Regions from separate parts of the Homo sapiens genome. Here region 2 is linked to region 1. A link is a loop called in an ENCODE intact Hi-C map of the cell type or tissue named here. Cell type or tissue: ovary. All regions are shown on one strand. Links, peaks and the distances in the headings refer to the core of each region. The heading gives the core; the rest is flanking DNA.

Region 1 (2,856 bases), core at 354-2,853:
CTGGGTGGCTTAAACAAGAGGAATTTATTTCCTCACAGTTCTGAAGGCCACGTCCGCGATCAAGGCATTGGCATAGTCACATCCTGGTAAGGGCACGTCCTGGCTTGCAGACAACTGCCCTCTTGCTGTGTCCTCACATGGCCTTTCCTCTATCCACATGCAGAGAGGGAGCTCTCTGATGTCTCCTTCTCCTCTAAGGACACCAGTCCTGTTAGATCAGGACCTCACCCTCATGAACTCACTTAACCTGAGTTATCTCCTAAAAGACTATATCTCCAAATACTGTCTTTTTAGGGCTTAGGGTTTCTTTCTTTCTTTTTTTTTTTTTTTCCTGAGACAGAGTCTTGCTCTGTCACCTAGGCTGGGGTGCAATGGCGCGATCTCGGCTCACTGTAACCTCTGCCTCCTGAGTTCACACAATTCTGCCTCAGCCTCCCAAGTAGCTGGGACTACAGATATGTGCCACCACACCTGGCTAATTTTTGTATTTTTAGTAGAGAGGGGGTTTCACCATGTTGGCCAGGCTGGTCTTGAACTCCTGACCTCAGGTGATCTGCCTGCCTTAGCCTCCCAAAGTGCTGGGATTACAGGCGTGAGCCACCGCGCCCGGCCGGGTTTAGGGTTTCAACATGAATTTTGGAGAGAAACAGTTAAGTTGATAGCATTCATAGTAGCTTCTGTGCAGTGTAGGTGGATCGGGGAAGGTCACAGAATAGGGAAAGCAGGTTGCAGTGGTGGCTGTGATTGTTTCTAAGAAGACTGACCTTGTTAATGTTTGAACATAACTTTTTTTTCAGGCTTGGAAGCGTTTGTGTCTGCTGCCAAGAAGCTACCACGAGAAGATGTGTATGATGTTGTGGAAGGGTATATAAAGATTTCTGTTGAGTGTGTCGAAATTTTCCAGCTCCTAAGTGGAGAGAAACGACCTGAAAGTGAAGTAAGTTGTTCCTTACATGGCTTGATGAAGAGAAGAAAAGTTAATGCTGCTGTTAAGTTTGATGAGGAAAAATGTGATAGAAATTTCCATTACCAACTTTCTATAGAAAATGATGCTTTGTCCCTGTGCTGTAGGAATGTATTCATTTTTTGCCTCCATGACCTTGAAAGCATTTTAGTGGAAAATTCTCACTTATTATTAACATTTGATGAATGACATCAGAAGGAAGGATCATAGATTCCTAATCAAAATATACTTGGTTTCGGTATGGTTTATTTAAACAAAAGGGAAACACATAAACATGTGGTGTCACAGACTCACAACACATAATGAATTGATGATTGTTTTCTGATTCCAAAGAGATTGAACATTGGGATATTGATGCGCCTGTTGAAATCTCAGGGTTATTGCTATAAGGATGTAGATCTGAATATCTCTAAAGGAATGAGACCCAGTCATTAAGAGAATTTTCTTCTCATTTGATTTTCTGTGATTGTAAACAAGCTGTTCTTTCTTTCTTTCTTTCTTTCTTTCTTTTCTTTTCTTTTCTTTTCTTTCATTTTTGAGACGGAGTCTCACTCTGTTGCCCAGGCTGGAGTGCAGTGGCGCAGTCTCGGCTCACTGCAAGCTCCGCATCCTGGGTTCATGCCATTCTCCTGCCTCAGCCTCCCAAGTAGCTGGGACTACAGGCGCCCGCCACCACGCCTGGCTAATTTTTTGTATTTTTAGTAGAGACGGGGTTTCACCGTGTTAGCTAGGATGGTTTCAATCTCCTGACCTCGTGATCTGCCCACCTCAGCCTCCCAAAGTGCTGGGATTACAGGCGTGAGCCACCACGCCTGGCCCTAACAAGCTGTTCTTTATTTTGCTGGACTATGGGAGTGGGGCTACATGCAGGGCATGGGTCCTGCAGATCAGCCTGCCAAGCTGTCGCGTTTGACTCAGGATCTGGGTGGGCGTCATCCTGCATGTTGAAGGCTTTAAGCCTACAAGTAACTATGGCTAAGACAAAAGGAGCATATATGTACAGGAGGAAAGGAAATGAGACGATTTCTAAGCGTTTCAATTCTGTCTTTGCAGACGATGTTAATATTTCAAGTTTTCGAGGCCATATTATTGCGGACAGCAAGTGATCTTTCACATTTCCATGTTGTGGGAACCAACATTGTGAAAAAGCTGATGAACAACCACATGAAGCTCATCTGTGAGTCCCTGTATGCCTCAGGTTACAGGTAGGCAGTCTGCCTTGGTGTGACAAAGGATGGGCCTTTGGGTTTGGTCTGCATTCAGCTCTCCGCAGGTGCATTTGGTCAGTACCTTTATGGCTAGAGGAGAGCTGAGCTATTTCCGAGGCCACAGTGACCGAGTCTCTGCCCCCTTCCTTTGTGGACCAGCCCTGGCTGTCCCTGACTCCTCTCTTACTTACCCCTTGTCCCTCTTGTCCTGCCTGCTACTGTCCTTGCTGCTATTATCTGTTGAGTGACTCCCTCTACTGGAATCCTATAGGTGCATGTGGCAGGGCCTTGCCTGTGTTATAAAATGCCACCTTCCCAGCACCTAGAACAGGGCCTTGCATGTAGCAGGTGCTCAGAAAACCATGGAATCTGGATAACCGCAGAACGGAAAGACAGCCAAGAGCTCGCATTCAGAGATGCCTTTGTGAAGAAGTCGTCCTCTGTATTCTGCAGTCACAGGGACTGAGGTGTGGTCTATTGATCACACAGTGGCTCACTCCAGAGAGAAATGTCCATCTTCTTCAAATCTTGTGTTTATATTGTTAATCCTACTTAGTTTTAATTTTTAGCGTTATTTTGAATCTTTATGCTTTTTTTTTTCTTTTTCCTTAAAAAAAGAGCATGTCTTTTTCCTTCTTTTTTTCTGGTTTGGGGATAGCAAATAACACAAGCAGCTTGCAGCTG
Region 2 (2,860 bases), core at 1-2,500, 87 kb after region 1:
CCCATAGTCTCAGTTACTTGGGAGGCTGAGGTAGGAGGATTACTTGACCCAGGGCAGTCGAGGTTGCAGTGAGCTATGGTCACGCCACTGCACTCCAGCCTAGGCAACAGAGCTAGACCCTATCTCCAAAATAAAATAAAATAAAGTAAAAAATAAAAATTCTGCTTCCAAAGTGTCTTCGTGACTTAGCAGGTTAATTCCAAGCTTATTACAGAAGTTAGCAAATACAGTTTCTCTCCCAGCCCCATTCATTTATATCTATGAGTGAACTGGCCACATTCCTGCTTTCCCATGATGTCTACCGGAGTTAATAAGTGAATGCAGAGAAAGCCGGGAGTGCCCAGTCATTTGGGCCCCGGCCCCCAGCCTCTGTCTGACCGGCTTCCCTAGTTCAGACTTACGTTTGTGGGCTTTCAGCTTCTTCTCGTCCACGGGAATGAGGTCCAGATAGTCCAGGTAGTATTCATAGCTGTAGTATGGGGCAGAGGCGTTGGTCCCGTTGGCCATGTCTGTGGCACTGGGCAGTCAGCGTCCGGGCCGGCAGCCTCGCCTCGAGCCAGGCGCCAAGCCCCTGGGAGGAGACTGCCTCACTGATTTCTGCAGGAATCGTCCAAGTGTGTCTGTGGGTCTCTAGGCTCAAGGTCTGCCCACTTATCAGAGCTATTTGGCTGGAAGAAAGGTCAGGGGGGTGTGTCTCACAACGCCAGCATCCAGCAGAGCTTCCCATCTGCCCCTTCTTGATAAAACTCCAAAGCACACAGAGCAGAGAGGCAGGAGAACGGCTTTCCAGGGCAGCCCTAGGATCCCTCTCTGTGTGAGGACAGGGAGCTGGGCGGGAAATAGTCGCCCAGGGCCCCTTAGAAGATGCCCAATAGGGCTGGAAAGACAATCGCTTTTTGTCTTAAATACTTGAAAAGTTAAAAGAACCAAAATGTAAGCCCGACAGTGCCCTTGACTTACATTTAAGCAATTCTGGATGCTATTGAGCAACCACCAAACTGCTGGCTTAGATTCAATATCTGAGGGCAGAAATCGAGTGATGCCAGCCGTGAACTTGTAAACCTCTGTCATGTACTCATAGCCAGTTAATTAAAACCAAAAGAGAGCCCCCTGCCCCAACAGAGTGCACCTCTCCACTTATATCTAAGCCCCCCAAGAACCAACCAGCCGGCTGCATTTGTTCAGACTCAAAAGGCTGTTTATCTCTGACACAACCCCATGTGGTCCAAGCTCTTGGGAAATAGAGTCCACTCAGCTCTTGGCTGATACCACACGTGACGCAGATTCTTCTGGGTTTCTGTAGAGCTTGACTCCAAATTATACACCCTCCTCTGAGATCCTCAGACACTAACAAGAGGAACATTCTGAACATCTGGAATGAGCAGGACCACAGGTGAGAGGAACCCTAGAATTTAGCCTTTGAGAATTAGGAGGCCAAAACACACGGCTTACATGGCCTTTCCCTCCAATACGCCCAGCTTTCTTGTGTTCTTGATTCAGGTCTACAGTATCAGAGTAAACCTGGGTATTGACAGTGTAGACAGTCCACCCAGATAACTTGAGCCCCTCCGCTGGTTTTGCTGAGGCCTGCCACGCCTGAGGCATTCCTTGGGGAGCACTTTGAGGGTAGTTCAGTTGACCAGAAGGGGAGGAATGAGGCTCTTGTGTTTCCCAAGTGAGGGGCAAAATATCTACTTGAAAAGTAAAATAAAACCTCTGCTCCCGCTACACCGTACATTTCTGACGCCAGACTTGTGGGCTTTTCCATACCAAGCAATTTCCTATTCTTGGTAGACACTCGCTGGGTGTCCTACAATGTAACTCAATCCTGACACTATGTCATTTGCTAGAATGGCTCACACACAGAACTCAGGTCAAACAGTTCACTTACTAGATGACTGGTTTGTCATAAAAGAATACAACTCAGGAACAGCCACGTGGAAGAGACACATGGGGCAGGGTGTGGGAAAGGGCACGGATTTTTCCACGCCTGATCCAGGTGCACACCCTCCCAGCACCTCAATGTGTTCACCAACTTGGAAGTTCTCTGAAGCCCCTTGAGGAGGGTTTTTGTAGGGTTTTATCATGTGCTATGCCATCTAGATGATTATTATATTCCATTATGTGGGCACCATTGATGAAATCACTGGCTATCAGTGAATGAACTCAATCCCCAGCCTCTCTCCCCTTTCCAGGGTGGGAGTGAACATTGCAACCCTCTAATATATGGTTGGTTCCTCTGACAACTAGCCCCCACCTCATTGGCATAAACTCAGGTAGAGTTGAAAGTGGCTTATGCTGATTAACAGAAGATGCTTCTCTTACCCCATTACTCAGATATTGCAAGTTTTATGAGTTCTGTGCTACCAGGGACAAAGATCAAATACAGTCAAATGCTGACTAATAATGCTTCCATCAATGACCAGCTCCATATAGAACAGTGGTCACATAAGATTATAATGGAGCTGAAAAATTCCTATCACTAGTGACACCGTAGCCAACATAACATCATTGCACATTTACTTTATTTTATAAATAAATTTAGTATAGGCTAAGTGTGGTGCTTATAAAGTCTACAGTAGTGTCCAGTAATGTCCTAGGCCTTCGCATTCACTCACCACTCCCTGCCTCATGCAGGGCAACTTCCAGGCCTGGAGGCTTCATTCATGGTAAGGGCCCTATACAGATGTACTATTTTTAAAAAAATCTTTTATAGTGTATTTTTACTGTACTTTTTGTATGTTTAGATATGTTTATATCTAACACTAATAATATCATAATACTATCATAAATCCTTACCATTGTGTTATAATTGCCTACAGTATTCAGCATAGTAACAATAGGTTTATAGCCTTGGAGA

What was found. Peaks named below come from ENCODE experiments on the same cell type or tissue, not always from the same donor. Only the 100,000 strongest peaks of a DNase experiment are listed, where the experiment ranks them.
Region 2: it touches region 1 in a loop (2.0-fold over the local background); 5 of 110 quality-filtered maps call a loop at or near these places.

The regions. Positions count from the first base shown.
Region 1 is chr21:32,383,626-32,386,481 of GRCh38, reverse strand. It overlaps URB1 (URB1 ribosome biogenesis factor), which reads left to right. Exons shown (of 39, transcript NM_014825.3): 2 at 798-937; 3 at 2,018-2,169. Among named protein-coding and RNA genes, the nearest start is that of SNORA80A, 7.7 kb to the right of the region's middle. In ovary, for the core only: no CTCF peak of the experiment used is centred there; no DNase peak of the experiment used is centred there.
Region 2 is chr21:32,296,619-32,299,478 of GRCh38, reverse strand. It overlaps MRAP (melanocortin 2 receptor accessory protein), which reads right to left and starts at 624. Exons shown (of 3, transcript NM_001379228.1): 1 at 402-624. The coding sequence starts at 507. It overlaps LOC124905009 (a long non-coding RNA gene), which reads left to right and starts at 709. Exons shown (of 2, transcript XR_007067843.1): 1 at 709-1,393. In ovary, for the core only: no CTCF peak of the experiment used is centred there; a DNase peak (open chromatin) is centred at 1,168.